Linked DNA regions of Homo sapiens: region 2 is linked to region 1. Evidence: chromatin loops called from intact Hi-C (ENCODE). Cell type or tissue: Caco-2. All regions are shown on one strand. Links, peaks and the distances in the headings refer to the core of each region. The heading gives the core; the rest is flanking DNA.

Region 1 (8,372 bases), core at 1,652-6,651:
TCAACCTATAACATCCTCAAGGACAGCTAGACCAAGGCATGAATAGCAGGAAAGTCAATTTCCCCAGGGACCCTATGGTCTTTGTAGTAGTTGCTAAAAACTTCCTAGTAGATGTTATAGCTCCACCCTGGGCAAGTAGAATTCAGGTGGTGACCATATGTTACAGCAGTGCATGAGAATAACATTCCTTTCTCTTCTGTAAGTGGTCAGCCACTGAATCCATCACTGATACACGAGAAAACTCTCACATGCAGTCAATCTTACAAAATTTTTGCCTTTTCTTGCTATGCTATGGGCAAGTGTCCTGAGGGTCCTGATGTGCTCAGCTTTTAGAGGGCTTACAAGGAATCTTCATTAGAAAAAGGCTAAGAAGCAGGCACAGAGAACAATACTTGCTAATCTGAATGAACAGTTAGGTCCCAAGTCTCAATGGCCTCATCTTCCTTAGGGGAAGGCCAATAGCTAAAGAACTCATTTCTGTTCCTTTAATAGAGCTAAGAGTAGGTTTCTCTAAATAGGTAGGCCTTCACACTGGGCCCTAGAAAAAGTGCTGCAAAGCCATGGTAGCTGTTACCTCCTGGCTTCAGAAAATACTTCCAGGTCTTCTGGTTGTGTATATCTGCACTCCTATTGATGTTCAAGGATTTATTGGCTTGGCCAAGTGACACACACTGCCTTCTCCTCAGGTCTTCCTTGCTCTAGGCAATGGGGGCACCAGACTTTTAGGTATCCTTGAGACCCCCAGAAAGCACGCTGGCTGCTGTTAGATATCATCTGGAATGAGATGTTTCATCTGCACCCTAACATTGCTTACACCTTGTGCCAACCCCCTACCTCATTGTTCAAAGGGCATGGCCAGAGGATATGTGGCCAGAAGTCCCCCCAAATAGGATCTGAGCCATTTGTTTTAGCCCCACCCTCACTGGGTAGATATCTAAGCCCCAATACTTCCTATACTCCACCTGCCTAGTAGCTGTCCCTTCAGTCCTCCCCCTGACCCCCCACTTATCAGCTTCTCCCCCAGGATCCTGCCTTTGTCCAGAGCTCCTGGAAGGCTTCAGATTTAAAGTGAAGGGGACCTACTTAGGGCTAGGGTCCACTCAACCTCACAAAAGGCCCAACATTTCTCAGTTGCTAAAACTTGGGGGGGCTCTAACAACTTTGGGTTTGTGTTTTGTCAAACTACATCCTCTTGATGGCAGTATTGCTCTGGAAAAGCTGATTAGCCTTGCCTGGGCACCCCACCCCCAGAGCCCTTCTCCTCTCACCCATTCAATCTGAAAAAAGCTACCAAGACAAAGGAGACAGGAAACAAAGCTGCCTTGCTATTGGCCCTGTTTGGGGAAAATCTGCTCTTTCGAATTTACTTTTGCTCCTGGTTTCCCTCTGAACTCAGACTGAAGCCTATACCACCCAGTTTCATCAGCCATACTTTGTTTAAAGAATCCCATTTCCGATAGCATTAGGAGATATACCTAATGCTAAATGACGAGTTAATGGGTGCAGCACACCAGCATGGCACATGTATACATATGTAACTAACCTGCTCATTGTGCACATGTACCCTAAAACTTAAAGTATAATAATAATAAAATTTAAAAAAACAAAAAAATGCCCATTTCCACTCTACCATAGCTTTGTAGGTCTGCTCTTCTTCATTCAACCTTGATCCCCAACAATTTCCCAAGTTATCTGCTTCAGTGGGAAATTCTTAGGGACCTAGGGCTAAGAAAGTGAAGAAAATAATGGAAATAACAGCCTAGAGAAGAACAAATCTAGGCACCAGGCCATGTGACTTGTTTCACTGCCAGGTTCCCTGGGAGTCCTCCATTTTCTGACCTGGGCACTAGGTCTTGTGTATTGAGTTGGGGGCAGCCATGTCAGAACCCTAATAGGAGGGTCCAGATAGATCTCAAGGCTGAATTCCATACAATATCCCTCTTGGGGTGACACACACACTCCAAACTTACAAAATTCCAGTAGAAAGGAACATGATTTTGTCTTATGGTTCCATCATTCAACATTAAAACACAAGCAAGTTCCCATGCACATCATTATTTGACTTTTAATGGCTTCCTATGGCTTTATTATATATGTGTGTGCCACTGCTTAAGCTTAGGAATCAGTCTTATGGTGTTTCCTCATAAGTAATTAAGACATGGTGCTTGTAAAGAATTTAGAAAATAACCATGTGCTGATCAAGAACAAAAGCACTGTCATAAAATCTTGTATTAAACACTAATAGCCTTTTGCATATTTACTCCCATTATTTCAACATGCACAGAGGTCTATATTTACGGTAATACACTACAATAAGCATATTTAAATTAAATTTATATATGCATCATGTTTTAGATGCAAACTTTTCACTGCTCATTCCTGGGTAACTGAAATTGTCATGAAATATTTGCAAGACCTGGATTTTAGATAATAAAATATTTGCAATGAGCTTCTTGATTGACTAATTCATTAAAGAATGTTAGGTTCTCAATTTTTAAAAAATTTATACACAGGACATAATACCTATAATGCCACCACTCAAGTATCTTAATTTTGATACCTGCCTTACCTAATCATTAGTATGCTGACTATATATATATATATATATACATGCTAACATTGGAACAGGCACTATGTGCTTATGCCTCAGAACATTAGGGTTTCTTTTGTTTATATTTTTCAAAACTTATACCAAAATTTTATCTTAAAATTTTATGTAAAATCTATAAAGTTGAAACGCATACTCACTCTAACACTGACCATGATTATGCATGATATGCATAATGCATATATATGTATAAGCATTAGATAGATAGGTCCAAGTTACCTGGTTACAGGCCTAGAGGGAAAAGAAAATGATTGCACCTATTATATATATATTTACTTCTCTTTATTTATTTATTTTTATTCAGCCTCTGGGAGCATGGACTATCCTTTTCTTTAAAGACAATTGAATGCAAACTGGATACAGTTTTGCACAAATTCTTCAACACCACCTTATACCATTTGCATACATGAATGACAATGTATATTTGAGTGCTTGGATTTTTTTTGTATCTTACTCTAGAAGACCTTTCTATTTCAAGAAATTACAAAAGTTACACCCACTGTTGGCACCGTTTAGATTTTAAGAAATTATAAGTAGAAAGTAAACGGTACTTCAATCACAACAAGAAATAGCCACTTAAAAATATCCTTGCCATACATTCTTATATCTTCACTTTGCACAAATAATATACACTTAAAAAATGTTCAAATTCTCTTGTACTTTGAATGCTAAAACAAGTTTTCCTCATTTGTAACTTGAATGCTCTTCAAATCTCATTAAGTATTCTTTAGAATAATGACAGGTTTTAAAATCTTGCCACATGTTTTTGCATTTCTAGAAATAATCATGCTTCTTTACAATGTACCTGCTATAACAGCCATGTATGGAGAAGTGAAGCGAGGTCACAGGTAATGCCACCTCCAGCAGACAAGAACTTTTAAAATGTGGGTTCATCTTCAATCCTCTTCACTCGGTTTTGGTTCTCATCTGTTTGTGCGTGGTCAGCTCTCCTAGCAAAAGTGCTAACCCTTCTTGGTTTGGCGGGCTGATCCCATTTCTCTTCAAGGTCCTCCTAGCTGCAAGCAATTTGGTTGCACCTGGGACCTCCAGCAAGCACATGGCATCCTTTTATAAGCAACCTGGTATTGTCTGGTTCTCTGCAGTGACTCTGCTACCACAAAGGTCCTAGGCCCCAGAGCCTGAAGGCACCACGTGTCAGCCTTTCCCAGACTCTCAGGGGCGGGGAGAGAGACGAATACCCACAGGCCCAGTACTTCGTTGGTTGGTGGCTTCCTCCAGTCCCGCCCATACTGGGAGAATACCAAGACCCCACCCTACAACTTCCTGGGCCTGGACTTCCTGCCAGAGGCCGACTTAGTCTTCCCTCCCCACGGGCCAGTTCCTACACCTGGACCTCACTCTGTCCAGAGCTTCAGGTAGGCCTCAGGAGGTGGAACTAAGATCCAGCTCATGGTCCGAGCCTGCTCAGCCTCTAACAGAATGGAACTTTCCAATATAAGCCCTCTAAGGGATGGGGCTTTTTCCAGAAATTTCCTCACGATGGCAGTGTTGCTCCTGGAATTCTATCCAATACTGCCCCCAAGCCCTCTTCTCCCGCCCGTCTGGTATGAAAAAAAAATGTGACCAACAGATTAAGGCACCAGGAAATATGGCTGACTTGAGAAACTCGCTCATACTATTGTGATTTTGCTTTTGGTTTTTCATCTGAAATCAAACTGGCGCCTAAACCTACACTCTCATCAGGGGTCTTTTCAGTTCAAGAACTCAATTTCCACTTACCTAGTCTTCACAGTTCTGCTTTTTCTTCACCTAACTTTTTCTCATGGTACTAAATTGTCTTGGTGTATCAGGGGTCAAACCTCAGGGATCCAGGCCTAGAGGGAAAAGCAAATGGTTGCATCTAAGGGCTTGGAGAAGAGCAAATCCATGTTGTTCTTGCCTGACTCACTTCCCAGGTTTCCCGGGAGTCCTACTCAATTTCTGGCCTAGGCACTAGGCCTGTGTGTTGAGGGAGAAGCAGTTGTCTGGAACCCTAAGCTAAGTGTCTAGATGGTTCTCAAGACTGCGTGCTATACAGTGCCCATTTGGAAGGGTACACAAACTCAAATATGTATAAATTCCAGTCAGAGGAGACTGATACAGTCTCATAGTCAAAATAATTTAAAATCGGAACACAGGCATGTTCCTATGTTCTTATATGACTGTCAATGGTTTCCTGTGACTTTAGTGTGTATATGCTTATCACTTAGGGGTCAATCTTATGGTATTTTATCTTACGTAATTAAGACATGGTGCTTGCAAAGGATTTGCAAAGGATTCAGAAAAGAACCATGTGCTGACCAAGAGTAAAGCACTGTCATAAACAGTACCTATTAGTAATACTGATAAACATCTGGATTATGTTTTGTGAACTAAAAAGTGTCTGAGACAGGTCTCAATAGTTTCAGAAATTTATTTTGCAAGTTTAAGTACACGCATGCCTGGGAGATAGGTCCATGCCTTTCTTCAAAGATGATTTTGAGGGCTTCAATATTTAAAGGGGAAAGGGCAGATACTGGGGAAAGGGGAAGAAATTTTGAAAAGATGTGGGTAGATAAGAGGCAAAGGGTAGCATTCTTTTGAGTCTTTGATCAGCCCTTCATAGGCGAGATGAGGGTAGAGGAATAGTCACGTACACATTCATCTAGCTCAGTGAATCTGCATTTTTTACATAGGATAAAATAAACACAGGGCAGAGGAAGCAATCAGACATGCATTTGTCTCAAGTGAGCGGAGGGAAGACTTTGAGTTCTGTCTTTTGTTCCATACCTGTGAGGATAAGCCAAAATTTACATTGTCAGGGTGAAATTCAACAGAACTGTTTCAGGGTAAAAATCTTGGGGCTCACAAGGAATTTCCTAGTGGGCAAATTGTGAGGGAGATATGTAGCTTTTTGTTTTTGCTTTGTTCAATCATTGTAGCCATCTTATTTAGGAATAAAATGGGAGGCAGGTTTGCCTGACGCAGTTCCCAGCTTGACGTTTCCCTTTGGCTTAGTGATTTTGGGGCCCTGAGATTTATTTTCCTTTCACAGTTTCAACATACACATGCAAACTCATATACTCATGCACTCATTTCAATATATACACATAAACATTTATATTTCGTGTCATACACAATAGTAAGTTTACATTAAAATGAGGTTTATTTGTATGTTATGGTTTGGAGTATACTTTCACTTCTGTTTCCTGGGCAGTTTGTCATTATCATGAAAAATTTGCAAGACCTGAATTTTTAGTAAATGAAACATTAACCAAGAGCTTCTTGATTGCTACATTCAATAACAATATGGTCTCTGAAGACATGTTCACTTCATAAAACACTTATTTAACAACTGGAAATTTAATTCCTATGATGTCTCCTCTCAGGTATCATGATTTGAAGAGCTTCTAATCTTTATTATGCTAACATGTGTATACTCTAAAACAAATATTGAATCACAAGTATAACATGCGTGCATCAGAAAATATAGGATATTCCTTCCTTCTCAAAATTTTAACCTACAATTAAATCTAAAATTTCATCTTATTTTATTTATTTATTATTATATTTTTAGAGACTGGGTCTGGCAAGTCTATGCAATCATGGCTCACTGTAGCCTTGACCTCCAGGCTCAAGCAATCCTCCCACCTCAGCCTCTGGAGTAGCTAGGACCACAGGCACACACCACCACACCCAGCTATTTTTTTCTTTTTTATATTTTTTTGTAGAGAAGGGGTCTCCTTATGTTACCCAGACTGATCTCTAACTTGTAGGCTCAAGCGATCTTCCCAATTCAGCCTCCCAAAGTGCTGGGATTATAGGCATGAGCCACTGCACCTGGCCTAATCTTATTTTATTACTAAAAAAAATTAACAACAGATTGCATTACTGTATAAATAAAGTCTGTGTCCTCATCTCTTTAGCACTGTGACTGTGACCCAAACACGTACTCCATCAAAGGTTCAAGGTGAATGCATTGACATATTTTTATATTCATCTATAATCTTTTCTTAATGTTTCCCTTTAAATTTATTTATTTCCTAAAAATTAGGTCTTGCAAATTTTTCGTAATGACAAATTGCCAAGGAAATAGAAGTGAAAATATTATCCAAATCATGATATATGAATAAATCCCATATGAATGTAAACTTATTATTATATATGAAGCTAAATATCAAAGTTTCTATGTGTATACATATACACATGTACACATATACATACATATACAAACACACATTAATATACGGACAAAGAGAGTGAAATTTAAGTGCATTGTTACTATAATAATCATAATTAAAAATATACACTTTTTAGGGAGGCTGAGGCAGGAGAATCGTTTGAACCTGGGAGGCAGAGGTTGCAGTGAGCCAAGATCACACCACTGCACGCTAGCCCTGGAGACAGAGTGAGACTCCGTCTCAAAAAATATATATACTTTTTAAACATAAGTACACATATAGATGGATATGGAGTCATGCCTAATTTAATGACAGGGATACATTCTGAGAAGTGCATTGTTAGTTGATTTCATCATTGTGCAAACATCATAGTGTACTTACACAAATCTAGATAGTATAGCCTACTACACTCCTAGGTTGCAGAATATAGCCCATTGCTCCTAGGCTACAAAGTGGTATAGCATGTTGTTATACTGAATACTGTAGGCAATAGTAACAATGGTAAGTATTTGTGTATCTAAACATAGAAAAGGTACAATAAAAATACGATATTATAATATTATGTATGACATAACCATCATATATGCAGTCAGTCATTGACCTAAAGATCATTATACAGGGCATGACTGTATACTAATGTGTAGTTTATCTATCTTTAAACATAATTGAATGAATACCGAAGGTAGTTTTGAACAGAAACATCATCATTATCTCATACAATTTCCATGTTCCCATATACATATATGTACTTGGAGAACTTGAAATCTTTTTATTCTACCCTGGAAAGAGCCTTATTATCCAGAAAATTTAAAAAGCAATAGTTGCTGTTGGCAAACTGTTCAGATATTGAGAAATCATGAAGCCAAAAATAAATGATAGTTCAATCCCAACAAGAATAAAGACTTTTAAAATGTCATTCACCCAGACTGGGCAACATGGTGAAACCTGTCTCTACAAAAAAATACAAAAATTATCCTGGCAAGGTGGAGTGTGTCTGTAGTCCCAGCTACTTGGGAAACTGAGGTGCGAAGATCACCTGAGCCCAGGGAGGTGGAGACTTCACTGAGCCAAGATCGTGCCATAGCACTCCAGCCAGGGTGACAGAGCGGGACTCTGTCTCCAAAATAAATAAAAGAGGCCGGGCATGGTGGCTCACGCCTGTAATCCCAGCAATTTGGAAGGCCGAGGCGGGCGGATCATGAGGTCAGGAGTTGAAGACCAGCCTCACCAACATGGTGAAACCCTGTCTCTACTAAAAATTCAAAAATTAGCTGGACGTGGTGGCACATGCCTGTAATCCCAGCTACTCAGAAGGCTGAGGCAGGAGAATCGCTTGAACCCGGGAGGCAGAGGTTGCAGTGCGCCAAGATCGCGCCATTGCACTCCAGCCTGGGTGACAGAGCAAGACTCTGTCTCAAAAATAAATAATAAATAAATAAATAAATAAACAAAATGTCATTCTCATCTCTTATGTACATATAATAACATTAAAAATCATATTCAAATTCCTTTGTACCTTCAGTGTTCAGATACATTTTCTGTACATATTGTAGCTAGAGTACTTTCCAAACTTCATTAAATATTCTTTGAAATACTGATTATAT
Region 2 (8,372 bases), core at 2,313-7,312, 78 kb before region 1:
TACGCACATTACCACATGCCATATATATTCCAAATGACATGATACTCATAGTACATATGTTTAATTCCTGTCAAGGTGGCTCAGAGTTTCATCTCATGGTCTCATCATTTAACATCAAAACACAGCATGTCACCATGCCATTACATATTCTTCAAATATTTCCTGAGAATTTATGGGGTGTGTGTGTTCGTGTTTGTGTTTGTGTGTGTCTCTGAAAGTTTTATAATTTGTCTTTTAGGTATAAGGATTACAGTACTCTCCAACTAGTAAATTGAAGCATAATGCTTGACAAAGATTAAGAAAAATCCATGTATTAATAATGAAGAAAACTGCTACCATACAACTTGTCAAGGCAACTCATGAACTTTTGGATTATTTCCATGCATATCTTTCAATATGTACATACACTGTTAATTTCATGCAAAAAATAAATGTGTTAAAAGTGGATTACTGTGCACACTGTGGTGTGGATAAGACCAAGTGTGTATTTTACCGAATCTTTCAGATGTGTGAATTCATTTGAATGTCAACCGTACTAAGTTTATATGTCAACATGTCACGCCTTCAATATAAATAAAGGTAAATCTTAAAATAGGGCCTCAGGAATATTGCCTTAGAAAAGTAGACACTATCGCCGGGCGTAGTGGCTCACGCCTGTAATCCCAGCACTTTGGGAGGCCGAGGCGGGTAGATCACAAGGTCAGGAGATCAAGACCATTCTGGCTAACACGGTGAAACCCTGTCTCTACTAAAAATACAAAAAAAAAAAAAAATTAGTGGGGCATGGTGGCGGGCGCCTGTAGTCCCAGCTACTTGGGAGGCTGAGGCAGGAGAATGGCGTGAACCCGGGAGGGAGCTTGCAGTGAGCCGAGATTGTACCACTGCACTCCAGCCTGGGCGACAGAGCGAGACACTGCCTCAAAAAAAAAAAAAAAGAAAGAAAGAAAGAAAGAAAAGTAGACACTATCAGCTTTTTGTCTGAATGTTTACAGATACATCCCTACATGTTTCAATAAAAAGGCCATGAAGAGACAAAGACACCAGAAACTATGACTACCTAACATTTCGCTCAATTTGTGTAAACATATTCCACTCTTAGCCATTTGCTTTTGGTTTCCATTGGATATTAAACTGAGAGGTTATCCACTCACCCTCATAAAGTATCTCCTCTCTTTAAGAACTCAGTTTCTGCACAACCAAGTCTTCCCATTTCTACTCTTTTTCACTCAGCATCGTATCTGCAGTATTTTATTATGATGTCAAAGAGTCTTCTTGTATTGGGAACAGACCTTAGTGATCCATGCCTAAGGAGAGAAGAGAAAAAAAGCTTACCCTTAAGGTCTTGGAGAAGAGCAAATCTAGGCACCAGGCCATGTGGTTCTTGTCCTGACTGCCTACCCAGGTTCCCTAGCAGTTCTACTCCATATCTGACCTAGGCAGTAGGCCTTACATGTTGAGGGGGAGGCCGATATGTAGTGGAGCTCTAACATAAGGGTACGGATAGCTCTCCAGCCTGACAAGACCCACACAGCCCTATTTGAATGGACACAAATACACAAATGACTATAAATGCTAATCAGATAGATAACAGGATTTTGTCTCATGGTTTCATTATTTAACATTGGAACAGAAATATTTTCCAGTGTCTTTAAAAGGCTGTGACTTACGACTGTGTCCTGTGACTTTGTTTTGTATGTGTCTTATTGTTTTTCAGTTAGGAATCAGTCCTGTATTTTCTCATTATTAACAAAGCCATGGAACTTGCAAAGAAGATAAAAATAACCATGTGCTGATCAGGAGAAAATCGATGCCATAAAATTGTGTATTAAACACTGATAAACAGTTCCATATTATGGGCCGGACGTGGTGGCTCACACCTGTAATCCCAGCAGTTTGGGAGGCCGAGACGGGCAGAACACGAGGTCAGGAGTTTGAGACCAGCCTGGCCAGCATGGTGAAACCCCATCTCTACTAAAAATACAAAAAATTAGCCGGGCATGGTGGCGCATGCCTGTAGTCCCAGCTACTCAGAAGGCTGAGGCAGAATTGCTTGAACCCAGCAGGCGGAGGCTGTAGTGAGCCGAGATCACGCCATTGCATTCCAGCCTGGGCGACAGAGCGAGACTCTGTTTCAAAACCAAACAAACGAACAGTTCCATATTTACTCCCATTTTTTCAACACAGAGAAAAAGTTCTATCTATACAGTTAAACACGACAATAAATTTACATTTTAGTTGAATTTAGCTATACATAAGGTTGAAGAAAGTTTCACATATGATTCCTGAGTTTTTCATATTCTCATAAAAAATTTGCAATATCTAAATTTAAGACAATAAAATATTTGCAGAGAACTTCTTGATTGGACTATTCATGAAAACATAAGTACTCGGCCGGTCGCGGTGGCTCACGCCAATAATCCTAGCACTTTGGGAGGCCGAGGCGGGTGGATCACAAGGTCAAGAGTTCGAGACCAGCCTGGCCAATATGGTGAAACCTGACTCTACTAAAAATACAAAAATTAGCTGGGCTTGGTGGCAGGCACCTGTAATCCCAGCTACTCAGGAGGCTGAGGCAGTAGAATCACTTGAACACGGGAGGCGGAGGTTGTAGTGAGCAGAGATTGTGCCTCTGTACTCTAGCCTCTGCGACAGAGTGAGACTCCATCTCAAAACAAACAAACAAAAAATAAGTACTCAATTTGTACTTTTAAGTATAATATATATATTTATACACATATAAACATATAAATACATATTTATATGCAATATGAACATATGTATTATACACACTTATACCGCTGAAAACTGAAATTTTTAATTCTCCTTGAATTTTTATTCCTAATTCTTTCCTTAAAAATTGATCTTTGAAATCTCAAAGGAAAGATAACAAAACTCAATAAATGATAGTTGAAATAGGCATCTCTCACATTCAGTCACCTTGATGTGTGACCTAAGAAAACTGTAAGATGGATGCATTCACACAACTCACATGCCACTAGAATGCTTCATTAGTGTCTCTGTTTATATAATGATGAATTAAAGACACGATTTGTTGGCCAAAAATACCATCTTCAAACATATACTCACTATAACACCTATCAGGATTAAAAATATATAGCATTGGCCAGACACAGTGGCTCACAACTGTAATCCCAGCACTTTGGGAGGCCAAGGAGGTGGATAGCTTGAGCCCAGGAGTTCAAGACTAGTCCTGGCAATGTAGTGAGACCCCGTGTCTACAAAAAATCCAAAAAATAGCCAGGCATGGTGGCTTGCAATGGAAACCCCAGCTACTTAGGTAGTGGAGGTAGGAGGACCACAGGAGCCCAGGGAGGTTGATACTGCGGTGAACCATGATCATGCCATTGCACTCCAGCCTGGGCAACAGAGTGAGACGCTGTCTAAAAAAAAAAAAAAATATATATATATATATATATATATATATATATATATATATATATGGCATTTAAAATTTTGTAATATACCTACAGATATAAATACAGACACAACACAGTTTACTCTAAATATAATTGGATTCATATTGTTTGAAATTTTCTACAAAATCTTCAGCATCACCTTATACTCTTTGAATGTATCTACATCAGTATTTACTTTTGAGTGTTTGAATTTTTTTCATATTTTACTCTAGAACTTTAAGAAATTATAAAGCCGAAAACATATGATAGGTCAACCACAGTGAAAAGAAATAATCAATTTTCCCTATGCACATATAATATGGACTTTATAAACTAATGTTCAAATTCCCCTGTAGTGCAACTGGTTCTTTTTCTTTCTTTCTTTCTTTTTTTAAATTTTAGATATGGGGTTTCGCTATGTTGACCAGACCGATCTCGAACTCCTGGCCTCAAGCGATCCACCCAACTCTGCCTCCCAAAGTGCTAGTATTAGAGGCATGAGGCACCAAGCCTGGCTGCCTTGTAGTATATCTGTTAAAACAAGTTTTCTTCACTGAAAACTTGAGTACTTTTCAAATATAATTAATTATTCATGGAAATAATGATAGGTTTAAAAGTACTGGCACTTTTAAAAACTGAGTTTGTATAATTCATAAAACATAAAATTAACCATTAAAATGTGTGAAATTTAGTGGCATTTAGTATATTCACAATGCAGTGCAAGCATTACCACTATCTAGTGGCAAATCATTTTCATTACATTCAACTTGCTGGACCTGTAACTGTGTGAGGTAAATCATACCCAGATAGACTCAGTGAGCAGTATATTTAATTTCTGAAAGAACAAGATTCTTGATGAGCATGGGTGGTTTAGGCCTCATTTTGTTTAGAGATGGAAAAAAAAAAAGCGAAAATTCAACAGTAAGACCAGGTTGCACCAAACTGGACAAATCTCCAGGCAGCCATATTGGGTGGCGCCTTTGTCTCTGAGTGGCGTTTTTTCAGACGGGAAGGGTGGGAGAAAAGGGCGCCAAGATAGGGATTCCTTGAAAATGTGAAGCACGACTGCCACCGTGAGGAAATCGTTTAAAGACACAATACGCCATTACAGCGTCCTTCCTGGAAAGATTCGCTGTGGGGAAAAGTCTGAACAGTGGGAGGTGGCAGACGCTTGGGCTCCAGGCTAGGTCTTCTTGCTTTCTCCTCTAAGGCCTGAAGAGAGGCCTTAACATTGGCGGTATCTTGGTGTAGAACCTGGAGTGCGATGGGCTCGAAGTCAACCAGCAGCTGCCAGGAGGTCCCGGCACAGGAAATCGTGGGGCCGGGCCCCAGTTCCTCCTGGTGTGGGCAGGACTGCAGGAACCCACTCAAACACACATGGAGGCTCTTGCGGGCATCTATCTCTTATTCCTGTCCCTTGGAGCAAGAGTCAGCCAACGTTCTCGTGCTGGCTATGGGTCTTTGGGTCTCTGGTAGCATCAGTACCGCGCACATAGAACAGGGTTATTCCAGGGGAAGTTTATAGGATTTGCTTTCAGAACGTTCAATCTCCATGTTCTATACCAAGATACCGCCCATATCCAGGTCTCTTTTAAGGCCTTAGAGGAGAAGACAAGGACTCCTACCTAGCATGGAGCCCAAGCCTCTTCCACCTCCCCACAGACCAGACCTTGGCCAACAGGTAGTCCTCACGGGGAAGAACACTGTAATGGTGGAAGGGTTTTTTTTTAAACGATATCCGCGCGATGGCAGTATTGCTCCACATACAGGAAGAAGCCCCGGTTCAAAGTCCTCTTCTCCCGCCCTTCCTGCCTCAAAAAAAAGCCACCCATAGACAAGCGTTCCAAACCTGGATGCTTTATATCTTGCAGTTTGGAGCTTGCCGGTCTTACTGCTGCACTTTTTCTTTTTATTTTCAACTTGAAATCAAACTAAAGGCCGGGCGCGGTGGCTCACGCCTGTAATCCCAGCACTTTGGGAGGCCAAGGAGGGCAGATCACCTGAGGTCGGGAATTCGAGACCAGCCTGACCAACATGGAGAAACCCCGTCTGTATTAAAAATACAAAATTAGCCGGGTGTGGTGACGCATGCCTGTAATCCCTGCTACTCGGGAGGCTGAGATAGGAGAATCGCTTGAACCCAGGAGGCAGAGGTTGAGGGATCGCGCCACTGCACTCCAGCCTGGGCAACAAGAGAGAAACTCCGTCTCAAATAAAAAAAAAAAAAGAAGAAAGAAAGAAAAGAAAACAAATCAAACCAAGGCCTAAACCACCTGCCCTTGTTCTATCAAAAATTACATATTCTCCTGAACTAGTCTGTGTTAGTTTGATTTGCTTCAGAGTTACAGGTCCAGTAATTTCCGTGGCATCAAACCGTCTCTTTCAGCGGATAAATTCGGTGGGTGAAAACACAAAAAGGAGAAAAGGGCTGAAAGCAGAAAAGATCTTCTCCGGCAAACAATTTAAAAATCCCAGAGGTCGGCCGGGCGTGGTGGCTCACGACTGTAATCCTAGCACTTTGAGAGGCCAAGGCGGGCGGATCACGAGTTCAAGAGATCGAGACTATCCTGGCCAACATGGTGAAACCCCATCTCTACTAAAAATACAAAAATTAGCCGGGCGTGGTGGTGGGCTGTAGTCCCAGCTACTCGGGAGGCTGAGGCAGTAGAATCGCTTGAAACCGGGAGGTGGAGGTTGCAGTGAGCCGAGATCGCACCACTGTACTCCAGCCTGGGGACACAGCGAGACTCCGTCTCAAAAAAACAAAACAAAACAAAACAAAAAATCCCAGAGGTCTTTGACCTGGCTCCCCTGTGAGACATCCAGGGAGTTCTCCCTATTCTGAGAGCCTTCTGAGCCTTCTGTGGTGCATTGTAGGCAACAATTTGGCATGAGCCACTAGAGGAGAAACCAGGTGATGCTCATTACTGCATGCCATATATACTCCACATGGCATGATATTCAAAGTACATATGTTTAATTCCTGTCACGGTTACTCCGAGTTTCGTCTAATGGTCTCATCGTTTAACATCAAAACACAACATGTGCCCATGCCATTAAATATTCTTCAAGTATTTCCTGAGACTTTATGGACTGTGTGTGTTTATAATTATATGTTTCTCTGAGAGTTTTATAATTTGTCTTTTAGGTGTAAGGATTACAGTATTCTCCAAATAGTAAATTAAAGAATAATGCTTGACAAATATTAAGAATAGTCCATGTATTAATAATGAAGAAAACCGCTACAATACAACTTGTCAAGGCAACTCATTTGGATTATTTCCATGCATATCTTTCAATAAGTACATTGTTAATTTCAGCAAAAAATAAATCTGTATTAAAAGTGGATTACTGTGTACACTGTGATTTGGATCAGACCAAGTGTGTATTTTAAGAAACCTTTGAGGAGCGTGAATTCATTTGAATGTCCACAGTACTAAGTCTTATTTTTCAACATTTCATGCCTTCACTGTAAATAAAGGTAAATCTTTTTTTTTTTTTTTGAGACAGAGTTTTGCTCTTTCGCCCAGGCTGGAGTGCAGAGGCACGATCTCGGCTCACTGCAACCTCTGCCTTCTGGTTTCAAGTGATTCTCCTGCCTCAGCCTCCCGAGTAGCTGGGATTACAGGTGTGTGCCACCACACCCTGCTAATTTTTGTATTTTCAGTAGAGACGGGGTTTCACTATGTTGGCCAGGCTGGTCTCAATCTCCTGACCTCGTGATCGGCCCACCTTGGCCTCCCAAAGCACTGGGATTGCAGGCATGAGCCACTGCACCTGGCAAATAAAGATAAATCTTAAAATTTGACCTCAAGAATATTACTTTAGTAAAGTAGACACTATCAGCTTTTTGTATGAATGTGTACACATACATGACTACACGTTTCAAAAAGAAGGCCATGAAGAAACAAAGACACCAGAAACTATGGCTACCCAATATTTTGCTCAATTCGTGTAAACATATTCCACTCTTAGCCATTTGCTTTTGGTTTCCATTGGATATTAAACAGTGATGTAATCCACTCACCCTCATCAAGCATCTCCTCTTTTCAAGAACTCAGTTACTGCACAACCAAGTCTTCCCATTTCTACTCTTACTCAGCATCATATCTGCAGTGTTTTATTATGATGTCAAATAGTCCTGTAGTTTTGGGTACAGACCTTAGGTTTCCATGCCTAAGGAGAGAAGAAAAAAAAAAGTTTTACCCCTAAGGTCTTTCAGAAGAGCAAATCTAGGCACCAGGCTATGTGGTTCTTGTCCTGACTCCCTACCCAGGTTCCCTAGGAGTTTTACTGCACGATCTGACCTAGTCATTAGGCCTTATATGTTGAGAGGGAGGCTGATATTTAGTGGGGCTCTAACATAAGGGTTCGGACAGCTCTCCAGCCTGAGAAAACACACACAGCCCTACTTGAATGGACACAAATACAGGAATGACTATAAATTCTAATCAGATGGATCACAGAATTTTGTCTCATGGTTTCATTATTTAACATTGGAACAGAAATTTTTTCCAGTGTCATTAAATGGCTATGACTTAAGACTGTCCTATAACTTTGTTGTACATGTGTCTTACTCTTTTTCATTAGGAATAAGTCCTATATTTTCTCATTAGTGACAAGACATAGAACTTGCAAAGTAAAACAGTAACCATATGCTGATGAAGAGAAAAGCAATGTCATAAAACTATATATTAAACACTGATAACCATTTCCATATTCACTCCCTTTTTTTCAATACACAGATAAAAAGTTCTATGTATACAGTCAAACACACAATAAATTTACATTTTAGCTGAATTTAGCTATACTTAAGGTTGAAGAATTAAAAGTTTCACATCTGATTGTTGAGGAGTTTTTGATATTCTCATAAAACATTTGTAATATCTGAATTTTGGACAATAAAATATTTGCAAAGAACTTCTTGATTGGACTATTCATCAAAACATAAGTTCT

The links. Hi-C counts contacts between places; a loop is a spot of excess contacts. Peaks named below come from ENCODE experiments on the same cell type or tissue, not always from the same donor. Only the 100,000 strongest peaks of a DNase experiment are listed, where the experiment ranks them.
Region 2: it touches region 1 in a loop (22-fold over the local background); 6 of 110 quality-filtered maps call a loop at or near these places.

Annotation. Positions count from the first base shown.
Region 1 is chrX:131,826,879-131,835,250 of GRCh38, forward strand. FIRRE (firre intergenic repeating RNA element) reads right to left here and starts at 3,765. Exons shown (of 10, transcript NR_152876.1): 1 at 3,414-3,765. In Caco-2, for the core only: a CTCF peak has its summit at 4,132; a DNase peak (open chromatin) is centred at 3,883; H3K4me3 peaks cover 2,463 bases.
Region 2 is chrX:131,748,155-131,756,526 of GRCh38, forward strand. It overlaps FIRRE (firre intergenic repeating RNA element), which reads right to left. Exons shown (of 10, transcript NR_152876.1): 7 at 7,444-7,592; 8 at 1,152-1,304. Among named protein-coding and RNA genes, the nearest start is that of FIRRE, 78 kb to the right of the region's middle. RefSeq lists enhancers at 4,521-4,700, 5,091-5,250. In Caco-2, for the core only: no CTCF peak of the experiment used is centred there; a DNase peak (open chromatin) is centred at 5,207.